2 separate regions of the Homo sapiens genome follow, and region 2 is linked to region 1. The links are chromatin contacts, found by Hi-C or POLR2A ChIA-PET in ENCODE. All regions are on one chromosome and are shown on one strand. The core of a region is the stretch at or near the end of the contact, and the rest is flanking DNA. Distances in the headings are between cores, read along the strand shown. Region 1 holds the start of CCM2 (CCM2 scaffold protein). Region 2 overlaps PKD1L1 (polycystin 1 like 1, transient receptor potential channel interacting).

Region 1 (5,837 bases), core at 1,465-3,964:
TTAGTGGCCAGAGGACTTTTCTGTCAATGCACTCATTCCTTCAGATGGACCCATGAGTGATCCATCTCCCCATCAGCTCCTGGGGGCCACAAGCTCTTCCTGTATCCCCATCACCCAGTGAGTTTCATGGGACACAAGAGGGGCTCAACAGACATTTGTTAAACGAACCATGGCCCACTTGAGGAAACCCAGGTGTACAGTCATCATCACCACATGTGCTGAGGTGACTTGAGAAAGGGCAGTGATACACTGGGGCCAAGTTTCCGTGAGACTCACTTTGGTCCATAGGTTCTCTGCCAACTCACTGATTCCTGTGTCCTGAGGAAAATGGGCCGAGGTAAAAAAAAGCCTGAATCACTGCTTGGCAGACACCAAGACAAGTGTCTGAGATTAAAAAGAAAAAAAAAAAAAAGGCCCACCTGAGCTCAGGTGATCCTCCTGCCTCAGCCTCCCAAGTAGCTGAGACTATAGGCGAGCGCTGCCGCGCCTGGCTAATTTCTGTATTTTTTGTATAGATGGGGTTTTGCCATGTTGCCCAGGCTGGTCTCGAACTCCTGAGCTAAAGTGATCGAGCCTTGGCCTCCCAAAGTGCTGGATTACAGGCGTAGCTACCATACCCAGCCTAATTCTGCATTTTTTGAAGAAGCTAACTTAGAAGAATTTAAGCGTCCAAACTGTACCTTCATAAAACTATTGTCAGCACTTCTGCTACTTATGTCTGAATTTGTGTATAAGTTTAGAGCAATGCAATTTACCTTAATGAGAATGATTTAACCACCGAAGTTATTAAACTGGAGGTGATCTCACATTGAATGTGGTAGCTGAGCAGGAAGGTTCTGCCAGCTTGCAACTGGCAGAGTACACGAGGTAGTGTTAAGTCATGACCTGGAGAAGAATCCATGCCCCAAAGCTCCTTGTCTGGCTTGTCTACAGGAAACAAGCTAAGACAAGTGGCAGAATACAGAAAAAACACAAAACCCCTGGCTTAAGCAACTACATAACAACTGATTATCTCCTCTAGTGAGAAAATGAAATTAATAATTAACCTGTTTATGCCTAAATTTTTTCATTACCCAACTGGAAAATTCTTGATAATTTTACTGTTTTTTCACTTGTACCCCAAAAACAGTCTTACTGCTTCTCTCTCTCTCTCCCTATTTGCTGGGTGTTTCATGTTTCTACCAAAGCTGATAGACAGCTCTAGAAAAAAAAATCACTCAATTCCATCCTTGCCTATCACACACAGGTAGATGGGCCAGGTACTCCTGTAAGCGGTGCACAATGAGGTCATCAGTCCTTAGCGCGCTCTTGGATCCCGGCATTCCACAGAGCACATGGCTCACTTTCCGCAAAGCTCAGCATCATCCACACTCGGGCCTGATGGTCCCTACTAAGCAGCCACCGGGTTAGCACCTCTCCTTTCCAGCTAACTCCTTTTACACTGCTTGGCTCCTCCCTCTTCTGTGCGCAGCACGCATCTCTAATCTAACACCTGCAGGCTGAATCACTATCTTGAGCTATTTTCCAGACTTAAAACATCTTTGTAGATAACCGCAAATTATACTGCACCTAAATTAGACATGCATGGTGCTAACATGAAACAATGAGTTGAGAAAGTAGAGAACCAGCACCACAGGACTCCCTGAAGGCCACCTGGCTACATTCTATTTCAAACAGGACTTTTAAATGGGGCACTCTGTCAAACAAGGTGGTGAGTAGCTGTCAATTAAAGGACACTTCCCTGCAGAGTTCAGGGTAGTAAAATCATAGTTAGGAATTATCGAGGTCTGCTTTAAACTTGTGGATAAAAGTGCGCACACACACATCAAAAAGAAAATGATAGCCAAGACGTGAAGATTATAAAGCATTTATTTGAAAAAGATACATTTTATTAAAATCCATTTTCCACTTTAATGGTAGTTCAATCCACATCGTTTTTCCAGTCTTAAAATGTTTCTTTATCGACTACTATAACCCTTTACTGTAATTAAAGCCACATTTTGTAAAACTACATAAACTGGGGTTTGACTATGAACTATGTCCTAAATCCCACTGCCAAATGTAGCTAGCGTCACTAAAATCAATCAATGGTTTTAGGTCTGAGTGATAGTGGACGAGTGAGCTGGCCATAAGGTGAAGGCCACCCTTGCTTTTACTGGATATCCAAAAACGAAGTCCAGTGAGCAGCAAACGTCTCCACGTTAACCACACAGCCCACTAGCTCCAGTTCCAGCCCTGGACAGCTTTCTGGCCCCTCGCCGGGCCCACTTCCTCTGCAGCCCCAGGTCCCGACGCGCAGGGAAGGCCGTCTGGGGCCGAGGTCGGGGCGAGCCGCTGCCCGGGCCAGAGGAAAGGCGCGGCGCTTCCTGCCCGCCCGGCCGCGAAAGCCCACCTGACCATTGTCCGGGGTCTCGCCCTGCCCCGCCCCGCCCCGCCAGCTGGCCCACTGCCCCCCCCCCCGGGCCCCAAGGAACACCCGCCCACCCCACCCTGGCCCCTCAACCCAGCCGCCCGCCGACCACAGCAGTAGGACGCCCCCGCGCACGCTCACCTTCTTGCCCTTCTTGCCCTCCTCTTCCATATCGCCGCGTGCGGCTCCCGCGGCCCGCCCGGCCCGCCCCGGGAGCCCCGCCGCCAGCAGCCGCTACATGCTCGACCCGGGCCCGCCGCCCCCGCGCTCCCGGCGCCGCCCGCCAGCCGGGCCCGAAGTCTCCGCCCCGGCCGCGCCCCACACCCGCACTTCCGGGCCCGAGCCCCCTCCGCCCCGCCCAGGCCCCACCTTCCCCAGCGCAGGCCCCGCCCACGGTTGTCGCTCATCCTCACTTTCAGGCCCAAGGGAATCCGACCCGCAGCGATCAGACCCCGCCCCTTCAGGGAGAACACGGCCCGTTGGCCCCGCTCACGGCGAGAGCACCGCCCACAGGCTGAAGATCCTGCCCCTTCAGGACGGCCGAGAACGCGCCTGCCTTGCACCACCCCCACCCCGCCCCGCGTCCTTCAGGAGAGCCGGAAACGCTCCTACCCCTACTTCGCTTCTGCACGGCCGCGAGAACGCACCTGTCCAGCCCCCTGTTCGCTCCGCCCACTCAGCGCGCGCGGGAGCGCGCGCGGGAGCAGCTCCAACTTTTTCAATTTGCCGCCATCTTTACGGCGGCCGACTTCCCAGCCTGCCTCGCGTCCAGGGAGGCGGAGCTCAGGTCTCTGAAAAGGGGACGGGGGGCGGGGGACGGGGGACGGGGGCCGGCGGGAGGGGACGCGGCCGGCAGATGGCGAAGGAGGGGCGCGAGGAGGCGGCCACTGTTGAGGGGCGGGGCGTCCCGCCGAGAGTCTGGGTGCGGTGCGGTTTTCTTTTTTCTTGTGTCCCACTTTATTCCCTGAGCCACAGGGAATCCGTTTTCTAGTACTTCTCTGTTATAAAGTCTGCCTGCCTTAGACAAACACATTTGGAAAATAGAAGTGCAACCACAAGGATGTGCAGACCCTATCAGAATAAAATCGTAGAACCTTACCAGTCATCCGGTATAATTTCCACATTTTCCAGATGAGGTCCGGGGAATGAGGTGATTCGCCCAAAAGCACACTACAAATTGGAGTCACCAGCAGGTCTGCTATTTTGCCACTAAACCAATCTGCCGGTAAGAACTTTGTAGCACAGCTAGAATGTAAACTGTGTTTTTTTGGTGGTTTTTTTTTTTTTTTGAGACGGAGCCTTGCTCTGTCGCCCAGGCTGGAGTGCCAGTGGCGTGGATCTCGGCTCACTGCAAGCTCTGCCTCGCGGGTTCACGCCGTTCTCCTGCCTCAGCCTCCCGAGTAGCTGGGACTACAGGCGCCAGCCACCACACCTGGCTAATTTTTGTATTTTTAGTAGAGACGGGGTTTCACCATGGTCTGGATCTCCTGACCTGGTGATCCGCCCACCTCGGCCTCCCAAAGTGCTGGGATTACAGGCGTGAGCCACCGCGCCCGGCCTAATAATTCTTTATATTAAACTTTTCTTTACTGTGTTTCTGTCTCCTGACTGGGCCTATGTTATACTGATATTCAAAAGAAATACTTGGTCTCTAGACCTCTCCAAAGGCATAAGTATTCCATTCTCTGCAAGATAAAGCAGAGATAGTGGAAACACCCTTTCAATCTGCCTTCTGCAATAATCCAGCTTGCCACATTTACACACGCAAATGATGTAGCGCATCTGGTTGTCATTATTTTCCCACCATTCACAGAACAAAGGCCTGATATTTAAAGTCTTCCACCGTCTTCCACAAATGCATATTTATCACTCCATAATACAGTAAACAACACTACTAAAACTTCTCTTAGCCTAACTCTGGATGTGCTGACTTCCTCAGGCTGTTCTTATCCATCAGAATACCTTTGCCCTGTCTTTGCATACACAGGTTCATGCTTCAAGCAAAAGTCCACTGGCTAATGATCAGATGGTGATAACTGGGAATAAAGACAATAAAATGAGAAAAGCAAAAAGGCTGTTAGCTTGCTATAACAAGGGAGTCAGCCACCATCATTTGTATTTGGATGAGACTCAATGTCAGGCAGAGGAGTGGGTAAGCTTTATAGTGAAAAAAGGGAAGCCTCCAGGGATGTCCTCATTTGAGGCTGTTGGCCTGGGGAAGCAAGGGGCAGGGCATCCCAAGTGATTGGTTAGGGGCACATATTTGTCTTTCTCTGGTTGCTCCTAAGCTGGAAGCAGGACCGAAAACTAGGAAAGCTGCCAGTTTTTTTTTAATTGACAAATAATTTTTTGTTTCTTTTGTATTTTTAGAGATAAAGTCTCACTCTGTCCTTCAGGTTAGAGTGCAGTGATGCAGTCATGGCTCACTGAAGCTTCAACCTCCTGGGCTCAAGCAATCCTCCCATCTCAGCCTCCCAAGTAGCTGGGACTACAAGGACGCATCACCAAGCCTGGCTAATTTTAGTATATTTTTGTTGAGACAAGGTCACACTATGTTGCCCAGGCTGGTCTCAAACTCCTAGGCTCAAGCAATCCTCCCTCCTCAGCCTCCCAAAGTGCTGGGATTATAGGCATGAGCCATCGCACCCAGCTAACACATAATAATTGTACATATTTATGAGGTACATGTGATTTGTGTGTGTGTGTGAGGCAGAGTCTCACTCTGTCACCCAGGCTGGAGTGCAGTGGCATGATTTCAGCTCACTGCAACCTCTGCCTCCCAGGTTCAAGCAATTCTCCTGCCTCAGCTTCCCAAGTAGCTGGGATTACAGGCATGCACCACCACACCAGGCTAATTTTTTTTTTTTTTTTTTTTTTGAGACAGAGTCTTACTCTGTATTGCCCAGGCTGTAGTGCAGTGGTGCAATCTCAGCTCACTGCAACATCCACCCCCCAGTTTCAAGCGATTCTCCTGCCTCCGGAGTAGCTGGAATTACAGGTGCCCACTACCACGCCCGGCTAATTTCTGTATTTTTAGTAGAGACAGGGTTTCACCATGTTGCCCAGGCTGGTCTCGAACTCCTGGCCTCATGTGATCTGTCCACCTTAGCCTCCCAAAGTGCTGAGATTACAGGCATGAGCCACTGCACCCGGCCAAAATACATGTGATATTTTGATACATGCATATGATGTGTAATAATAAAATCAGGGTATTTAGGATATTCGTCACCTGAACACTTATTTCTTTGTGTTGGAGACATTTCAGATCTCTCCTAGCTATTCTGAAATATACAGTACATTGTTATTAACTATAGTCATCTTACTCTGCTATGGAACATTAGAATTTAGGCTGGGTGTGGTGGCTCAAACCCGTAATCCGAGCACTTGGAGAGGCTAAGCTGGGAAGATCACGTGAACCCAGGAATTG
Region 2 (5,837 bases), core at 1,440-3,939, 2.9 Mb before region 1:
ACCTGTGGGACTTTGGGGATGGCACCGTCAGCCTGGGGAGCAGCTCCAGCAGCCATGTCTACAGTAGGTGAGCCACTGCAAGGCGGCGGAGTGCTCTCTACAGACAGCGCGGGAATCAGAGTCTTAAGGCATCAGCCCTTGGGTTCCACATAGAGACCTGCCTGTCAGTCAACGTAGGTGACAGATGATTACACAGAGACAAATAAGACCTGACCATGCTTCTCAAGGAGCTCCTAGTCCAGGGGAAAGACAAAGAGGAAAGAGATGCTTTCAGTACAGGGGCTGTGGCTGCAAAGGAGGCCTGTGATGTGGTGGGGATGGCTTACTGAAAGTGATATCTTGAGTAGGAGCTTGACAAAGGGAAATGGGAGAGAGGCTCCCAAACAGTGACAAGGTCCTGGGCAAAGGTGCTAAGTGAGGTGCCAACAGGAGATGTTTGGAGTGACTGGCAAGACGTATATAGAAGGGTGAGATGAGTGTAGGTTGGCAGATTGTGAAGGGCCTTGATGTCATATGGAAGAGCATGAACTCTGTCCTTTAACTCTGCATTTACTGAGTGTCCACTGTGTACCTGGGACAAAGCATCGTGGAGATATGATAAGGTGCAGACTGGCTGGATCACTCATTCCCAGCCGAGCCTCTAGGGTGAGTCCTAGGACCCAAGTGGATCTAATCCTTTCAGTAGGGAGACACACATGGTCAAGGCTGAGCCTCAGGCTGGCATCAAAACTTTATGCTGCTGTAGGGAAATGTCAAAGGGTGCAGAAGTATCTAGAAAATGAGGTTCGTGTAGGCAGTGGCATCAGGGAAAGATTGCAAACTTCCTCCAATGCAAGATTTCCATGAGAACCCACACTGCAGCCTCTCCACGCTTTGGTGGGGACTGAATGGCCCCATCACTAACTATGGATTCAGGACTTTTTCATCAGAAATAGATTTTCACATAAGGAAAGAATTGAGCAGTAGTGGCTTGTAGATTGGTGCATGCTCAATTGAGCACATGGTGGCCTAGGTACCTGGCGATATACTCGGTAGCTCCAGAAGCCCTTTTGTGCCCTGTGGAAGTGACATGGTTTATTCGGTGCCTCCACTGTCATCTCTAGAGTGTGCCCTGGGCGCTCTGACAACCTGAGAAAACCATCTAGTCTTCATTCTTATCAGTAGGCCCTACCTTTCTTGCTGGAGCTCCAGGATGGCAAGTGATATTCTGGTCCTTGCAAACTCAAATTTGTGGTCTTCTGATGGGAATATTTTTCTCTTTCAAATTCAGAAGTCTTAAGTAGTTATCCATGTTGCAACATTTGCAAAATAACCACTTATTTCCTTAGTAAAGCACTACCTGCTGGGTCAGGAGCTACCCAGCTCTCACCTCCAACTGTCCTGAATCTCTCCACAGCTGTGACATGCTCCCCTTACCCGGAGACAGGCTATGGATCTATCCTGTCCTTCCTGAGTTTGTAGGACTCTAAGAAATTGGTCAGGAAAACTGATCCATGGAGCAGGAAATAGAACAGGAAGACCATCCCCGGAGACCCCCCAGTTATGGGTTGGGGTACCCATCACACAGAGAAAATATATAGATCTGTTCTGTTATCAAAAGGGGGCCAGGTCATGGCTGTGGGGAGGGTTGCCCAAAGAAGGAAGCAACATGCCCCTCACATAGATGTATTGTTTGAATATAGCATGTGACATCGGTCTGGGAGTTTGGTACTTGGCCTGGCCCAGGCTAGCTGGGGAGCCAGTCTGTTGATTAAATGATGAAAGACCTCTGTGGAAATCAGTCTTGTGACCCTTGACTCTTCTGTTCTTATTCATGGGATGACTTGCTGTCAAATACTATAATTCTGCAGATATGAGTGGGTATGAAGAGTGAATGAAAGCCTGACGTTCATCAACATAAATTTGTTCATTTCTGTGCTTTCCACCGTCCCAGGGAAGGAGAATTTACAGTGGAGGTCCTTGCCTTCAATAATGTCAGTGCCTCCACTCTAAGACAGCAACTTTTCATCGTGTGCGAGCCCTGCCAGCCACCCCTGGTGAAGAACATGGGGCCTGGGAAAGTCCAGGTAGGCTCGGAGTCTGGGAAATCCTCCACCAGCCTCTTTTCAGCCTCCCTCTGAGTTGGGACCACTGTTTGGAGTGGTGAGAGTTTGGGGCATGAAGCGAGGCTTTGTCCAGTTTATCCTACTGCAATTTACACAAAGGAGTGCCTATAAGGGCTTCAGAGCGGGTGACCTGGGTCCTCAGGGGAGGGAGGGCTACCCCAGCCTGGACAGGAGGAGACAGTGTCATTTCTGGGGTCTGGTGTGTGAATAAGTTCTTTATTCGCCTGCATTACTCTGGCATTCAGCACAGCTCACTTTAAGGAGCTCTTTTCTTTTCTTTTTTTTCTTTTCTTTTCTTTTCTTTTCCTTTCCTTTCCTTTCTTTTTTTGGATTATGCTAAGAACTGTAGCATTTTCAGGAGAATGAAACATTTGAATATATGTAACACCAAAATGAAAGGACATGATCGGTTATCTGTTGAACACCTATTCTGGGTTAGAAAAAATAGGGTTGGTTTTTATTTCTTTCATTCCTTTGAGGCCTGTGATTCAGAGCAAATTTTCCTTTTCAGGGCAGAGGTGCTCAAATGACACATGGGAATTAAAATCCGTGACTAAGCTGCATTTGCTAAACTGCTTTCTGTGGCATCTGACCCCAAGAGGTCAGCCCGCAGAGGGTGCTGGTGGAGATCAGCATGCAGAGACCAAGTGCCCGGGGCAATCCGGAAAGGGTCCCGGCCCCCACACAGGCAATACCCCTGCCCACCTTTAGACCAGCGAGCACCCACGCTGTTGGGCAGGTCTGCGTGCTGGGGGAACGCGTTCTCTGGGTGTGAGATTTGGACCCAAATAGCAAAGGGACTAAAGCAAAAGGCACAGCAGGAAAAAGCACAGACCCTAGGCAGGAGGACTCTGGCTCCCGTCCTGACTCTGCTGTTAGGACATGGGACAGAGTGGTTTTCTTGAGTTTTTTATCTGTAAAACATTGTTATTTTTATTTTCTTATCTGTAAAACACAGAAAATAAGATTGATAATTTCATTTTTTCTTTTCTTTTTTTTTTTTTTTTTTTTTGAGACTCTGTTGCCCAGGCTGGAGTGCAGTGGCATGATCTTGGCTCACTATAACCTCTGCCTCCTGGCTTTAAGCGATTCTCCTGCCTCAGCCTCCCAAGTAGCAGGGATTACAGGTGTGCACCACCATGCGTAGCTAATTTTTTTAGTAGAAATGGGGTTTTGCCATATTGGCCAGGCTAGCTGGTCTTTAACTCCTGGCCTCAATTGATCCACCTGCCTTGGCCTCCCAGAGTTCTGGGATTATGGACCTGAAGGACCCTGCCCGGTCATTTTTTCTTTATTTTACGTGTTTTCTAAAAGTATAAAGAAAAAAATGAAATCATCTCAAATCCAGGCAGTAGGTGATAGCCACTTTTGTCTAATTATTTATTTTCAGTATTTTTCTAAGGCTTTTTATATGTGGTATGTGTGTTTGTCACAAACCTGGGTTGCAGTGTGAGCATTTTCTTTTGTTATTAAGCAGCCTTTTGATTACATAATTTTAATGATGTCTTACTGTTAAATCATACATAAAGATTATACATCACTATATAATGTCCTCTGATTGAACAACTGTTGTTGCCAGTTTTCTTTTTATTTATTTATTTATTTATTTTTGAGACTGAGTTTCACTCTTGTTGCCCAGGCTGAAGTGCAATGGCATGATCTCGGCTCACTGCAGTCTCCACCCCCTGGGTTCAAGCTATTCTTCTGCCTCAGCCTCCCAAGTAGCTGGGATTACAGGCGCTCACCACCACACCCAGCTAATTTTGTATTTTTAGTAGAGATGGGGTTTCACCATGTTGGTCAGGCTGGTCTTGAACTCCTGACCTCAGGTGATCTGCCCACCTTGGCCTCCCAATGTGCGATGAGCCACCATGCCTGGCCAAGTTTCCGGTTTTCTATCACTACAAATAACTTGGCAATTACACTGTCTGTACATTGTTCTGCAAGTGTATGGCCTTTTCACAGGAATAATTACTACAAGTTATAGAACTGAAGAACACAATGCCTTTCCCAGAATCTTGACAAGCCTAGAGATGTTTTTGTAGCAGCTCACATGTGTCCGCTCTGAGGGACCAACTCTCACTCTCACTAGGCATTTCATATTTTTTAATGTTTATTATCATGAATGAGCTAAAAATTGGCATCCTAGTATTAAAATTTGCTGTAACCCATATAAATCTGGGCAGTTTTGTGACAAATCTTAGAATGATATCATATTCAGAATAGAAACAATAAAAAGTAATTGGAAAGTAATTTTAATTATAACTAAAGTCACCTAAAGAATGTCAAAAGTAAACTTTCATTTATAATGAGCACCAAGATTTCTTAAAATCCCATTTCTCAGCTGCCTCCAGGTTTTTCCCTTTCCGATTTTTTTTTTTTTTGGGATGGAGTCTCGCTCTGTTGCCTAGGAGGGAGTGCAGTGGTGCAATCTGGGCTCACTGCAAGCTCCGCCTCCCGGGTTCACACCATTCTCCTGCCTCAGCCTCCAGAGTAGCTGGGACTACAGGCGTCCGCCACCACACCTGGCTAATTTTTTGTATTTTTAGTAAAAACAGGGTTTCACCGTGTTAGCCAGGATGGTCTTGATCTCCTGACCTCGTGATCCGCCCACCTTGGCCTCCCAAAGTGCTGGGATTACAGGCTTGCGTCACCGTGCCTGGCCTTCCCTTTCCAATTTTTAGGGAACCTTCAGGAAAAAAAAAATCCCTCTGGGGGAGACCCTGCACCCAGCATCTGCAGGGTGGAGGCGCTCTGGCCAGGCAGAGACTCTATCCTGAGGCCCCCTAGCCTGGCTTGCTCCTCCATGCTTGAGGTGGCATCTGGCTCCAGCCCAAAGTAGGGGGTGTGGAGGGGCTTCAGAAAGACAGAGTGGCTGGGAGGAGTAAGGGGTGTGGATGGGTAGACACTAATATTCCCCCCCATATCCTCATCCTCATTGGCTTATTAAAGTGAGCAAATATGCTTTTTGTATATGTATCAGCTACTATTAACATTTAAAATTCTTTGTTATGGAAATTTTAAAGCATAAATAACAGTAGAAAGAATAGTGCAACAAACCCATCACTTTAAAAGACTACCAGGGTCATACCAGAAGGTTGCCAGAGCCAGGCCAAGGAGAGTGCCCCAGGCCCCTGATGGGCTACTTGGAGCATCTAAAAAGTAACATCTACAATTGAATGAATAATGCTAATATTTTAAAAATAATTATGCTGAAAGAGAAAGAGAAGCTTCTGCTGTTCCCACCAAGCAGGCAGACACAAGTAACATATTGGTCACCTTTGGAAGTAACTAGTGCCCCAGCTTCTTACTCTGAATGTTGGTAATTAAGGGAAAGAATTAAGCATTTATTCTTATTTTCCTGACCAAACTATAGTTTAGGAAACCTCATAGTTCTAGTTGATAAGAAAATTTTTTTCTCCTCTCTCCTTTTTTTTTTTTAGCAAAAGAACTTTTGTGCATCTCAAATCAAACAATTGCACAAGGGTATGTTTTGGAGACAATAAGGGAAATTTTATTATAAACTAGGTTTAAATTATACTAAGAACTTATTGTTAATTTTTAAGGTGAGATAGTAGTGTTGTGTTGATGTAGGAAAATTCCCTTAGTTTTTAGAGATGTATATTTAGTATTTAGGGATTAAATGTCATGATTTCTGAGAATGACTTAAGAATATTTCAGTGAAGAAAAAAATAGGGAAAGCAAACATCTGTTGTGTATACTGCAAATGAT

The links. Hi-C counts contacts between places; a loop is a spot of excess contacts on that map. ChIA-PET counts read pairs that join two places held with the same protein, here RNA polymerase II (POLR2A).
Region 2: a map of sciatic nerve shows a loop between it and region 1 (19-fold over the local background). The contact joins the enhancer-like site here to the promoter of CCM2 in region 1. A Hi-C loop is called at or near these places in 1 of 168 maps with a recorded cell type or tissue (sciatic nerve). POLR2A ChIA-PET finds 5 or more read pairs at or near these places in 1 of 52 experiments (PC-9).

What each region holds. Positions count from the first base shown.
Region 1 is chr7:44,997,078-45,002,914 of GRCh38, reverse strand. It overlaps CCM2 (CCM2 scaffold protein), which reads right to left and starts at 2,714. Exons shown (of 10, transcript NM_031443.4): 1 at 2,552-2,714. The coding sequence starts at 2,581. It overlaps LOC102723334 (a long non-coding RNA gene), which reads left to right and starts at 2,907. Exons shown (of 4, transcript XR_428139.4): 1 at 2,907-3,197; 2 at 3,542-3,635. RefSeq lists silencers at 2,238-2,767, 3,398-3,447.
Region 2 is chr7:47,898,608-47,904,444 of GRCh38, reverse strand. PKD1L1 (polycystin 1 like 1, transient receptor potential channel interacting) reads left to right here. Exons shown (of 57, transcript NM_138295.5): 12 at 1-67; 13 at 1,934-2,066. Among named protein-coding and RNA genes, the nearest start is that of PKD1L1, 47 kb to the left of the region's middle. Within about 2 kb of position 2,689, at least 2 of the 41 ENCODE cell types and tissues checked have a DNase peak (open chromatin) inside an H3K27ac peak, as active enhancers do; they include PC-9, where a contact is called at or near this core.